Linked DNA regions of Homo sapiens: all the other regions are linked to region 1. Evidence: chromatin contacts called from ENCODE Hi-C or POLR2A ChIA-PET data. All regions are on one chromosome and are shown on one strand. The core of a region is the stretch at or near the end of the contact, and the rest is flanking DNA. Distances in the headings are between cores, read along the strand shown.

Region 1 (4,198 bases), core at 468-2,967:
ACTGTATGGTTATGAGTAGTGACAGGAACCATCAGGGAAATGCAAATCAAAATCGAAACGAGATACCACCTAACACCCACAAGGATGACTGGAATCAAAAATATAGACAATAACCAGTGTTGGGGAGGATATGAGAAAATTAGGACCCTGATACATCCTAGTGAGAATATAAGATGGTACAGCTGCTTTGAAAAGTCTAGAAGTTCCTTAGAAGTTTAAACATAGTTACCAAATGACCCAGCAATTCCATGGAGGTAGATACCTAAAAGAAACGAAAACATATGTCCACACAAAAACTTGTAAAAGAATGTTGACAGCAGCTCTGTTCATAATAACCAAAAAGTGGAAACAACTCAAAGGTTCATCAACTGATGAATGGACACAGCTTGTGTGGTACAGAAATATATATATATATATATATATATATATATAATATTGTATATCTATTTATTATGTATTGTATATATCTATGTGTATATATAATCATTTGCACATAACATTTCAGTCAATGACCAACCGCAGTGCTCCCATAAGATGATAATACTGTATTTTTACTGTACCTTTTCTCTGTTTAGATACACAAATACTTTCCATTGTGTTACAATTGCCTACAGTATTCAGTACAGTCACATGCTGTACATGTCTGTACCCTAGGAGCCATAGGCTATACCATATAGTTTAGGTGTGTAGTAGGCTGTACCACCTAGAGTTGTGTAAGTACACTCTAGGATGTTTGCATACTATAATATTGCCTAATGACACATTTTTCAGAATGTATCCCTGTTTTTTTGTTGGTGGTGGTGGTGGTTTTTTTTTTTTTTTTTTTTTTTTTTTTTTTTTTTTTTTGAGACAGAGTTTTGCTCTTGTTGCCCAGGCTGGACTGCAGTGTTGCGATCTCAGCTCACTGCAACCTCCACCTCCCGGATTCAAGCGATTCTCCTGCCTCAGCCTCCCAAGTAGCTGCAATTACAGGCATGCGCCACCACCCCCAGCTAATTTTGTATTTTTAGTAGAGACAGGGTTTCTCCACATTGGTCAGACTGGTCTCGAACTCCTGACCTCAGGTGATCTGCTCACCTCGGCCTCCCAAAGTGCTGGGATTACAGACATGAGCCACTGTGCCCAGCCAAATGTATTCCTGTTTTTAAGTGATGCATGACTACTGTATATGTGGAGGTGGGGAGACAGAAACAGAGACAGAGAGAGAGAGAGAGAGAGAAATACTGAGACCTAGAAAGCTTGAATAACTCATTTCAAGTCAAGAGCAACTTAATGGTAAACTTGGATCAAAACACAAAACACTATTCTTTTTAGTCCTGTATTGTTTCCACTATATCACAATACAGTGTTCAATAGTTCTCTTTAAATCACATACCAGGAGCTAAATTTACTGAAGTATTACAAAACCACCAAATGAGCTTTCACAGGAGACCTAAAAGAGGAAATTAAAGATGCAAATAGTTTAAGAAAAATCTGTGTTTGATTCAGAAACTTAAAACCAGTTTCTTCAAAAACTTGTTAAAAGAGAAAGAAACAGGCATTTTTACCCAAAGAAAGAAATACCATATTCTAGAGATTCACTAAATAATTTTTATGATTCTCTATGCTACTTTCAAGAAACTCTGACTTCAGTTATGTAGACTAAGGTGACAAGAACCATTTATGTAATCAACTGTAATTACATGAAATTCTCTCTTTAGCACATGGTACCCACTGAATGTGGCACAAAAGAGGATATGATCAGTTGATTCAGGATGATGTCATTTCCATGATTCTAAACCAAGAATCTTCAAGAAAGCCTGGGCTGCAAGTTCCAGGGTCAAATTGCAGACTGCTTGCAGAGAGTGGCTCTGCTATTCCAAGAACCTCAGATGGCTCACTGGAGTGATCTGCTTTAGATAGTGTGATCATATGTCTTGAAATTTCCATGACAGTCTTGTTTATACATGTTGCTCCAGAATATTTATTATAGTGCTCTCTTTCACAATCAGAGGTGTTCCGCTTTGAATGGTGAGTTATAAAATAGTTACCCTAGCCATGTGGAGTGTGCTCGCTCACTTAACATTCAACATGCAGTAAGCCACTTTCACACATGGCCCTGTGCTCACGACTTAATAGAGGTTATTAGGCAAACCCAGCTTCACTCTGCTAAAGGTATTTTATTTTAAAATTACTCAAAGCCTGTCTGAATTCCACCCTAACTCCATAACAGACATTGGGTGCCTTCAGGAAATTACTTAGCTTCCCTCTGGTTTATTCATGTTTACTATGAAATGGGAATAATTGCATCAGTCTTACCACACCAGGTAATAAATAATGGTCGAGGAAGTAATTAGGCTTAGAAGCTGGATAGAAACTAAGATGCCTAAGTACTAATTAGGAATACAGCTGAGTAGATTGTGGTTGATGGCCGTCCAAATGAATATGTCACCTCTAATTTCTGCCTTGTTTCTTGTCTTATTTTAATTGTATCTATCTTCTAAGTGTCTTATCTTTACAAAGTACCAATCCTGAACCAACGAGGTTAGATGCTTAATTTTTCTCGTGTTTTGCTGGGCATTTGCTGGCTCTAACAGCAAAGGGGCATTAACCTAACCAAAAATAAAATGGTTTCATATCATTATAAAAATTATTCTGTCAGTGTGAAATGCCATAACAAAAAAGCTTGTATATGTTGATGTCATATATATATATTTATATTTATGTATTCATTTATTCTTATTTTACATATATAGTTATTTGTGGATAAGCAGTTTTGGTGAAGAATAGCTAGTATGTTTTTGAGTAGTGTCAAGGCCTATACTTTTGAGCTATTTTCTAACTCCAAACAGATCTAGAATCAATTAACCTTTACCAAGGGCCTGCTATATTTCAGGGTCTGGACTGAACAGACGATTATGTCATTGAATCTTCATTGAATTCCTGCATAATGGATATTCTGATTCTCATTTTGCAGGTGAGTTACCTAAAATTTAGAAAGAAAAAAGTAATTTACTCAAAGTCACATAAGTAATAAAGGAAATAAAATTAAAACTCGTCTTCTAACTTCAAAACTAGTTCCCTGTGCAACTACAGTATATGCCAACAGGCATGGTTGCTGAGAGAAGCAACTGAGGTGAAGAGGTAGCCACCAGATGGACCATGCATATTTTTCATATTAAAATGATTAAATCTCTTGCAACGAGAATGGCCTATAAATAATAAGAAGCTTTTTCTCCATGTACTACTCTATTTGCAGATCCTTAGAAGTCCGGATTCTATTTTTAATTCTTTATGTTTTTCTGGTTACAGAATTCCTATATAATTAAAATGAGAAAAGCAAGGAAAAAAGGAAACTATTCCTTGGAATTTCTTTCATGCTCTGTTCCCAGCCTGTGTGTGTATTTTTTAGTGTGTTTTTAAAAGGTTGCATTGACTCAGCAACAGGATAGCCAGCTACGTGACAGTTCATCTCTGGTTTCTATTACCCGTGATGAATGCCAGGGATCGTGTTTATACTCTTGAGTCTATACACCAGTTATGGTCTTAGGGAATTTGGTTGCGGCTCTGATTAAAAAAAAAAAAAAAAAAAAGTGTGGGGGTGAGGGGTTTGGACAGGAGGCCAAGAAGCTAAGCAGGGAGCTGCAGGCATTTCACAAGCTGTTGGGGTGCAGGGTGATGGGCCCATGAAAGAGTGACTCCCTAGTCCTGGATTCTGAGTGCAAAGTATAGCCTTCTCTGTTCTTGATGCTACCAGACTGTATTCAGGAACACTTAAGAGAAATGATGGAAGTCAGAGCTGAAAGCTGTGTCCTCGCCAGATCAGTGGAAGGGCACGACAATCATTCAGCTAACGAAGGAAACTCCTTGGCTAGCCATGAGTTCATTATAACCAAAAGTGGGAGTGGGCAGGATGGGGTGTTGAGGGATACATGAATTGTTGAGCAACTGCTTTGGAAGGGCACCAAACTTCATGTTTGTTCCCTTGCACACTTGTCCTTTCCATAATTCATAGAATAATTCTATCTAAAGGTTAATATAGACCTTGAAGTTCTCCTAGCCCAGCCCCCACTTCACGTTTGAATGTTTTCTATCACATCTCACCAAACATCATGCCTGGGTAAGTCCAGGAATAAATAACTCATTGCTTCCTGAGCCATCCCAGCTCATTTTGAGGCAACTCTAACTATTTGAAAAACCATCATTCATTTATTCAATA
Region 2 (4,198 bases), core at 1,056-3,555, 97 kb before region 1:
TTCTTCCCTGTTGATTAGTTGGGGATGAGAGACAGATGATCTTGGTCTTTGGAGAAGTGTTTTATTTTCTTGTATTCAAAACTAAATAACCCAAATGAGGCAGCTTTGCCCTCACTAATTTTGTGTTTGTACCCACTGAACCATCCTCTTGCTTTCATAGGAATGAAGGAAAAGAACAATTTTGTGATGGTAGCTGGAAGCCTCCCAGGTATGGAACTTGAGCAAAATGCTTCTAGGAAGCATTTGGAGAAAGATAACAGCAGGTAAAATGCCAGTTAGAGGGTCCACTTATAAAGAAGAAGTCACAATTTTGATGTTTTCACCCAGCTTTTCTGTGGTCTCTTTTTAAAAAAATAAAAATACATACTTTTGATAACTTACTTTCTCTTAAGTGATAAAGTTCATGTAACTCTTGATGAGGTAAAATATATCCTAGGATAATATTATTCTAACCTGATTCTAAATCGTATGTTTTTTAAAAAAAATGTTGTAGTGTTAGTCAACTTTGGAGATCTAATCAATATAGACAGCTCTGAGGAGTAGATCACTTCCCCTACATTTTTCTTATTTTTTTTAAGAGCAAGTGTTCTTAAACTATTAGGAAGGTGTGTGTCATGTCATTTTTCATCTGTAGCCACATTTCCTTTGAAATTAAAAGGAGATAAAAGTCCCATCTGTATACTGCTAGCAGAAAAAAATTGCCATGAACTTTCCCCAAAGACATTATGAAAAGCCTTAACAACAAGCATACGTGAGAAAACAGCACACAAAAACCTTGGAGTCAACCTAAATGTCCATTAATACATAATATGTATATAAATAAATACAATAAAATAATATATAGCTGTGAAAAATAGAGAATAGTTAAATAACATAGAAACATGGCCATACTGCACTGTTGAGTGAAATAGCAACTTGCAAAGCAACAATATGTTAGCCCAGTTTATAAAAACAAAAATACATGTGTGTATATTTGTGTGATATGTGTTGTGATACGTGTAGAGAAGGACAAACTCAAAAGATTCATACAAAGCATACCAAGACAGTTTTTTCTTGGTTGTAAGACTGTATGATTTTCAGGCTCTTTTTTGTTTTGCATTAAATTTTGACTATAAAATGTAAAATAAATCCTTGAAAATCAATATTTTAAATTTTATTTCGCAGTACTTGCACTTCACTGTAATTCTTGGTGTTGCTATAAAGCTGGTTATATTTACTACTATAATTGATTCTCAACATTCTGTCCCATATTCAATTCTATGTAATGATTCTTATTCTGACCAGGCCTTTTAATAAAGATGGTTGCCATCTGGCCAGTTGTATCATTTAAGTTTTATCTTCTGCTGCTGATCATCATTAAGCTTTAAAAACCAATACTTTCATTAATATTTATACTTTTTTAAATTTTTTCAAGGTACAATAAATCATTAATTAGCCCATCTTCACGGTATGTTTTCCCATTTCCTGGGCTATGTGATTTCAGTCTAGCTGCAGTGTCTTCAAACTGCACCTCCTAAAAGCAACAGAATGATTCAACTGAACAACTATTCAACTATTACTTGACTATCCACAGGTGCAAAACATGACACCAGGAAGAGTGGGAACGACACCAATAAACAAAAATGAGCCCCTGATGTCAAGGAGCTCAGTCTAGGGAGCAAGAAAAACACAGGCATAAGTAATCCCAATGCAATGATTTGAAAAGCAGTAGACAAGCACTCATTCCAATTCCTAAATGCATTCTGCACCTCTGCCAACTTCTTACAAAATGCCCATTTGCTTTATTCTTATTGACATATTACAGATTGGAAATGTCTCAGAAAGGGAAAGCATGATACTGTACATCTTCAATAGACATAAATGCTCAGAAAGCAGGGACCTGCTTATATTTTCCTATGATGGTGACTTATTAACTAAAATCCAACCCACCCGTTTGGGAACCAAATTAGATAAGTTATCTCTTTGTGTCATCCCAGTTCACTGGCTCACCACTCTCTGGACATATAAACACTCTGTTTTATTTCGCAGATGAGGAAATTAGAAGACGGGGGAAACTGCAGCTTGTCCTTTTCTCCTCAAAAGCCCATTTCAAAGTCCACATTCGATTGCGGGATTACGCTTAAGAGGTGGGCTTCAGATCTTCAGTTACTTATCCAGCTGCAGGATGCCCTGCACTCCAGTAGGTGTTTAGAGTTTGAGACTGGACAAGTGAAGAGTCTCAAGGCAGAGCTGACTCCACCTACCGTTACACTGTTGAGCAGATGAGAAAACCAGGCTTAATGTTTGTTACCAGTGTCTCTTCCTATTTCTTACTGTGTGACAATGATCGGTATCTGGTTGCCTTAGAGACTGTCAGACCTGGCATCTCTGCGTATCTGCAGAACACTCAGTGGTTTCTGAAAACAGGTGTGGCCTGGTTGAGTGTAGCATAGCCACAAGTTTTTTTTTTTTTTTCTTTTTTTTTTTTGTTTAGGTTGCTTTGACTCTGGTGGCTTTTACCAACTTTCCAAATGTCACTCCCTCTACCTCAGGGGCTATTTGTCAAAGTTATTGGTAAACTAGTTTCTTACCTGTTTTTTCTCTTTATTTTAAGAGATAAAATACTAGATAGAAAAAAAAAGCTTACTGAAGCAAAAACTGGTTTTAAGTGACAATTGTGTGTTCGTTGTGGCTTGCACTTTGACAATTAGTTCTGGTCCTCTTGCTGATGGTGTGGCTTTTGAGGTAAATTGCATGAAGAAAACCAGTTCTCATTTGGTAAGCTCCAGTGGGTTGCAGAGTTGAGGGAGCTGATACTATCACCCACCACCATATATTTGGCCTTACTGGTATAGAGCTAATGACCAGTAAAGGTATTGAAAGTACATGGGTCAGATTAAGTAGGAAAAATAGACCCTATTCAGCTATGAACATTTCTCCAAAAAAAAAATGTACAAAAATGGAACTATTTGTAGAAAGTCTTAAAAATCAATGAATTTAGAAAAAGTTGGAGAAGCTGGGTATATTTTGAATAGAGAAGAGATAGTTTAAGGAAGTCAAGAGAGCTGACTTCAAATATTCAAAGAATAGCATGTGAATGCACAAATAACCATAATCTTTCAGGCCAAAAAAGTGGGCTGACGGCTTAAAAGGGGAAATAATTTGATCCCAAGAAGGCAATCCATTCTAACAACAAGAGCACATCTCACAGCAGTGGAACGGGTACCTCGAGACAATGAAAATTCCCATCTCAGGAGCCAACACCAGGTGGTGATTTGTCAGGCTTGCTAGGGAAGGATTCTTATAGCAGGAGGGAGATTGGATGAGACCTCTAAGGTCTTTCCCAAGTATAAGATGCTATCTATCTAATTAATTGTCAGTCAGACTCTTAGGGATTGTCCTGGGCTCTCATCTCTGTGTCGTTGAACTATAGATTCGCTTCTTCCTAACTGTGAGATAATTGAGTGGATTCACATCTTTAAGTCAGCATTCAGCAGAAAGCAGTGATGGTGGAGAGATAAATCCCCAGACTTTCCATCTGATTAATTGCTGTCCCAGAGCCTTGGTTTGGGAAGATCCAGGAGACCATGAGGTTCATCAGAGTTGAGAGTTAATCCCACATGAAATCAACCACTTGCTTCCCCTGAGAAAAAAATAATAATAATTTCCTTTTATTTTCTGGGTGTTTGGGTTTGAGAATGGGTTTGATCTTTAGTGTTTTTTTGTTTTGTTTTATATTTGTCTATGTTTGGTTTTAGGTCTGGAGTTCCAAAATGCAACATAATAAACACTTGCATGTCCAAAGCACTTTTGTCTGTTTTGCTGGTGAGAGTTGAAAGCAGACAATCTGCAGTCAAGTTTTGGTGTCAGATCAGTCCCCTGTGTAGCATGTAGTCTTGTGCATGCTGCTTTATTTTCTGGGTCGCCATTTTCTCATTTCTGAAATGGAGTAAGCACCGTTTTATAGGTTTATAAGAATCCAATGAGAAAATACATGTCAAGGTACTTTCTATGCTTTGAAGCACCTTTCAAATTTTAGTTAGGGTTATTTAAGTTTTCTGAACTGTGTGTTGTGGTCAGTGTAAGATATAAAAAGCTCTCTTCACTCCTTGCATTAGACATTTTTTTTTTCTCAGAAGTGACATTTCTTGATCTTCCCATAGGTTCTGTAGAAAAACAAATGATTGATTAGAACCATTGTTTTGGGTCTGCACTTGTA
Region 3 (4,198 bases), core at 843-3,342, 74 kb before region 1:
GCATGACCTTGAGTGGGCTGGTCTAGTCTTTGGAGCTTTGGAAGCCGGGATGCTGAAGTTTGGAGATGGTATGCTTGCTGCTCAGGGTTGGAAGCTTAGGTACTTAATAAAGTCTGAAAGCTGTTGTTCCAACAGGGATAACCAGTGCCCCAAAGCCACTCTGAGCAGCACTGAGTTAGCAGCTCCAGCCAGACTAGAAGAAGGGAAGCAGGTCAACTGAGAGCTGACACAGAGAGCCCAAAGCAGGGTGGGAAAAAAGGGGGCAACACAGACAGATTGAGATGAGAGGGCTCCCTTCTGCCAGAATTGCCCTTCCCGCATGAGCCAGGGTTGTCTAGGCACAGCAGCTTCCTTAAGCATCCCTAAATTCACCTTCCTGGGCTCTGGGGTATCAAAATCTTGTAAGCAGTCCCACAGGCCTGCCAGAACTTTGTCATTCCTCCTGCTGCTTTGACTGACTTTGGGAACTGGATGATCCTTCTGCCTGGTTTGTGGACTCTTGATTTTATTCTTGCTGCCACTAAGGCTGCTATAATGGTTGTCGGATTTCCTTGGAACTTGAAGATGGGCAGAGGGTGCTTTCATAGTTACTGACAAGGTAATGTCAGGAGCACTCATTTCCCTGACTCTGGAGATGAAAGCAAACAAAAACAAAAACAATAAGCAGTTTATATTGGGCCAACCATCTGTGGTTAAGGAGAAAGGCCAAGCAATGACTACAGCTTCCCAGCCCAAACAGGCTCCAGGAAAGAGGGCTCAGTTCACAGGCTGGGAATATGGACAGCCAGAGACACTAAGGCCGGTTATGAGCTTTCATGAATCTGAGCTGGAGCCTCATCTGCCTGTTTTGCATTTCAGACAGGAGGAGGCAGTGTGGATGAGACTGTCAGAACTGGCAGCATTTCCCCTTGCAACTCCACAACTTATTTGCTGAGTGACCTTGAGCAAGCTCCTTAACCTCTGAGAGGCTTCAATTCTCTACCTGTGAAACAGAACCAGCAACATTTCATTAAAAGTTAAGGAACCTGGAGCATAATGACATTTCTCTATTAGAGCTTTCTCGGCTTGCCCCTTGGTAATTTTTGCCTTTCAGCACCTTTCTGGAAAGAAATGAAATGAGTAGTGTCTTCTTGTGAATAGGTGTCTTTTATAGAGTTATGGAAAAAATAATTCCCTTGCCCCGGCACCTTTCTTTCGTTGCTAGTTGTGCCACTGACTTGTTGCATATCCTGGATCCAGTCAGTTTTCTTTTCCTTGCCACTAGACCAACACTAGATCTTATAGCAGCCCCCATATACAAATGATTTCCACAGGATCCTCATGCTGCGTGTTCTCAGGCTCCTGATAGTGAGTGTTGAACCATCAGGCCATTCAGAGTTCACTGAATATGACTTTTGCAATAAAGATTAGATCCTAATAATCCCTGCTCACAACACGATTACTAGCTAATCCGTCCCAGTCGAGGGTTTCTTTTCTCCTTTGAGTCACAAGGAATCCTTATTACATGAAAGATGAAAACATGAAATGCCTATCAGAGATATCACCACATGCACCGCCCCCCGAACCAGGCCGTGGGGTCGGTCAACGAGTTCTCCCTGTGGTTTGGATGCTGACACCTGAGTGACTCCCCTCATGAGCTCAGAAGCAGAGAGAGGGAACTGTTTTCAGAGCAGAGAGGTGGCTTAGAGGAAACATGTACAGGACTTGGCAAAGAACCTGACTCCATGTGAATGCTCACTCCGTGTGAAATTGTTCTTATTATAGTGATTTGTGGGGAAGAAATAACCAAGGAGGGAAATAAACAACCACAGTGACAAGATAAAGGAAGAAACCTAGGCCCTAGAAAGGAAAGTTTTCTAGGCTGATTTCTACCCCTGAAATGCACCCATCGACTCTTCTGGAAACTCAACTGTGCCTCCCACCTCTGAGGTCAGCCCCTCCCGGGGCTAACTGCAGCCCAAGCAAGCCCCCGTGGCAGGAGTGTGGCAGGGGCCTTCAGCTCACCCACCTCTGCTCTCTGAACATGGCACAACGAGCCTGTCAGACCACTTGCAGCCCTGCTATTTGATCTTATCGGGCCCTGTCAGGGAGGTGAAGTGCATGCGTCAAGAAGTTCGTGCCTGTTCATCATTGTGGTTGCCCCGAAGTGGAGCAGGCAAGGTAACACTTGAAGCCATTTTTGCAGAGAATTGCACAAACAGCAGCGGGTGTCATAGACTCAGTGGTTCCACTTCGGATCGAGAAAACACCCACAGAATGGTAGAGGCTGCTAAAGAAACACCACAAAACACAGAGCAACATATACTCATGCACACACACCAGAGCAGTGTGAACCAAAGCCCCGGGCAGGAGGACGTGCTGTGTGCCAACAAAAAACAAAAGGGGAGATGCATTATTTGTTTTGGGGTAGAAAGGTTGCGGGACTGAGGCTCTGCTGCAGACAGATGGGCGCTACACTTATTTGTTGGGTGGCAGAAAAGTTGGGGGACTGAGGCTCTGCTGCAGATGGGTGGGCACTGTATGACTTTCTTTGAGGAAGGCACTTCTGAGAGTGAGAAAAAAAAACAACTGATAGTTCTTGGAGCTTGAAACTGAGAGTTTCTACTATGGAGAATTGAAAACAATTTCCTTCTGAGGGAGAAGGTAGATGGAGCAAGGGAAGTCCAAATTAGGCCCCTTTTGGAGGTAATAGATATTTTCAATCTGCTAAGCAGTGAAGCAGGCAGAAACTGACAATTGTTATAATTATTCTTGTATAAAGTAAATAAGATTTTTCTCAAAGGAGAAAGCACCTGTTGATTTGGCTAAGTTAAGCATTAGAAACACCTGAACTTACCGTTACACATTCTTCAATTTGGCAAATGCAATACAAGAGTGAATGAGACAAACCTTGACTTGTTCTCATATAATTTATTATCTAGTAGAAGAAGACATTAAGGAAACAGACACTGAAATATATAATTATGAATTATGATTTGTGTTTTGAAGAGAGTGTTCAGTGTTTATGAGACAGAATATCTGTTTTTACCTAGAAGTTTGATTGTCTATTCAATACGCATTTTAAAAGTAGTTATTCCATGTAAAATTGTAGGGATATACAGGAATTATTGATATATGATCTTTACTTTCCAAGAGCTCAAAACCTTTTAAGGGACTCAGGCACGCTGATAGATAAATAGTAGTATTTAAAAGTAGAAATAAGGCCAGGCGCGGTGGCTCATGCCTGTAATGCCAGCACTTTGGGAGGCTGAGGTGGGTGGATCACCTGAGGTTGGGAGTTTGAGACCAGCCTGACCAACATGAAGAAACCCTGTCTCTACTAAAAATACAAAATTAGCCAGGCGTGGTGGCGCATGCCTGTAATCCCAGCTACTCTCAGGAGGCTGAGGCAGGAGAAACGCTTGAACCAAAGAGGTGGAGGTTGCAGTGAGCCGAGAGTGTGCCATTGCACTCCAGCCTGGGCAACAAGAGCAAAACTCCGTCTCAAAAAAACAAAACAAAACAAAAACAACAACAAATAAAAGTAGAAATGAGAGATTTATCACGAAATTATTCTAAAACCTACATTTTTTCTAGAAAAAATATGAATAGGCTTTGTGCTATATACTTCTTCCAGTTATCCAGATCTGAGCTTTTTAAAAAAAATATAATTAAGCTTAACAAACACGAAAGATATTACTATTCACCTGGTGGAAACCATCCAACTATGGGCATTGCATTTTACAGCAGTGCTTCTGAAGCTTTAATGGATGTGTAATTATCTGTGGAATTTGTTGTTAATAAAATGCAGATTCTGATTCAATCTGTCTGGAGTGGACCCTGGGATTTCACATTTTTTTGTATCAATTTTGCAGATAATGGGATGCTAGTGATCTACAGAGCACAGTTGGAGTAGCAAGGTCTTAAGGAAGAAATCAAATTCTACAATATTATGTTCAATTAGTATTCTTTCACTCAACATAAATTTATTGCATATCAGCTATGGAGTCTGGTTATATGAAGCCTTAATCATCCCTTCCCTTACAAAAGCAATTAGAAAACAAATTTAATTTTTTTTACAAAAGAGTTCTGAACTCCATATTGGCTTGACTCATGGTAGTGTTGTGTTGGATGATATAAATTTGTATTGACATAAATGTATTTGGCAGAGGTTGTTCTGAAACTCAACGCAACTCACAGACACTCTCATGCGAGCAGA

The links. Hi-C counts contacts between places; a loop is a spot of excess contacts on that map. ChIA-PET counts read pairs that join two places held with the same protein, here RNA polymerase II (POLR2A). Pooled maps may share reads with other maps.
Region 2: a loop to region 1 is called in a pooled map, with 2.8 times the contacts of the local background. The contact joins two enhancer-like sites. A Hi-C loop is called at or near these places in 4 of 168 maps with a recorded cell type or tissue (B cell, astrocyte of the cerebellum, chondrocyte and 1 more) and 5 of 50 pooled maps. POLR2A ChIA-PET finds 5 or more read pairs at or near these places in 4 of 52 experiments (T-cell, activated B cell, activated naive CD4-positive, alpha-beta T cell and 1 more).
Region 3: a loop to region 1 is called in a map of B cell, with 2.8 times the contacts of the local background. The contact joins two enhancer-like sites. A Hi-C loop is called at or near these places in 5 of 168 maps with a recorded cell type or tissue (B cell, CD4-positive, alpha-beta T cell, PC-9 and 2 more) and 3 of 50 pooled maps. POLR2A ChIA-PET finds 5 or more read pairs at or near these places in 5 of 52 experiments (CD4-positive, alpha-beta T cell, CD4-positive, alpha-beta memory T cell, activated CD4-positive, alpha-beta T cell and 2 more).

What each region holds. Positions count from the first base shown.
Region 1 is chr11:128,397,539-128,401,736 of GRCh38, forward strand. No RefSeq gene overlaps it. Among named protein-coding and RNA genes, the nearest start is that of MIR6090, 120 kb to the right of the region's middle. Within about 2 kb of position 1,718, at least 4 of the 41 ENCODE cell types and tissues checked have a DNase peak (open chromatin) inside an H3K27ac peak, as active enhancers do; they include B cell, where a contact is called at or near this core.
Region 2 is chr11:128,300,331-128,304,528 of GRCh38, forward strand. LOC124902787 (a long non-coding RNA gene) reads right to left here. Exons shown (of 2, transcript XR_007062946.1): 2 at 1,997-4,145. Among named protein-coding and RNA genes, the nearest start is that of LINC02098, 94 kb to the left of the region's middle. RefSeq lists a silencer at 2,309-2,398. Within about 2 kb of position 2,306, at least 6 of the 41 ENCODE cell types and tissues checked have a DNase peak (open chromatin) inside an H3K27ac peak, as active enhancers do; they include B cell, where a contact is called at or near this core.
Region 3 is chr11:128,322,704-128,326,901 of GRCh38, forward strand. All of the region lies in intron 1 of LOC124902787 (a long non-coding RNA gene), which reads right to left. Among named protein-coding and RNA genes, the nearest start is that of LINC02098, 120 kb to the left of the region's middle. RefSeq lists an enhancer at 1,521-2,655. Within about 2 kb of position 2,093, at least 6 of the 41 ENCODE cell types and tissues checked have a DNase peak (open chromatin) inside an H3K27ac peak, as active enhancers do.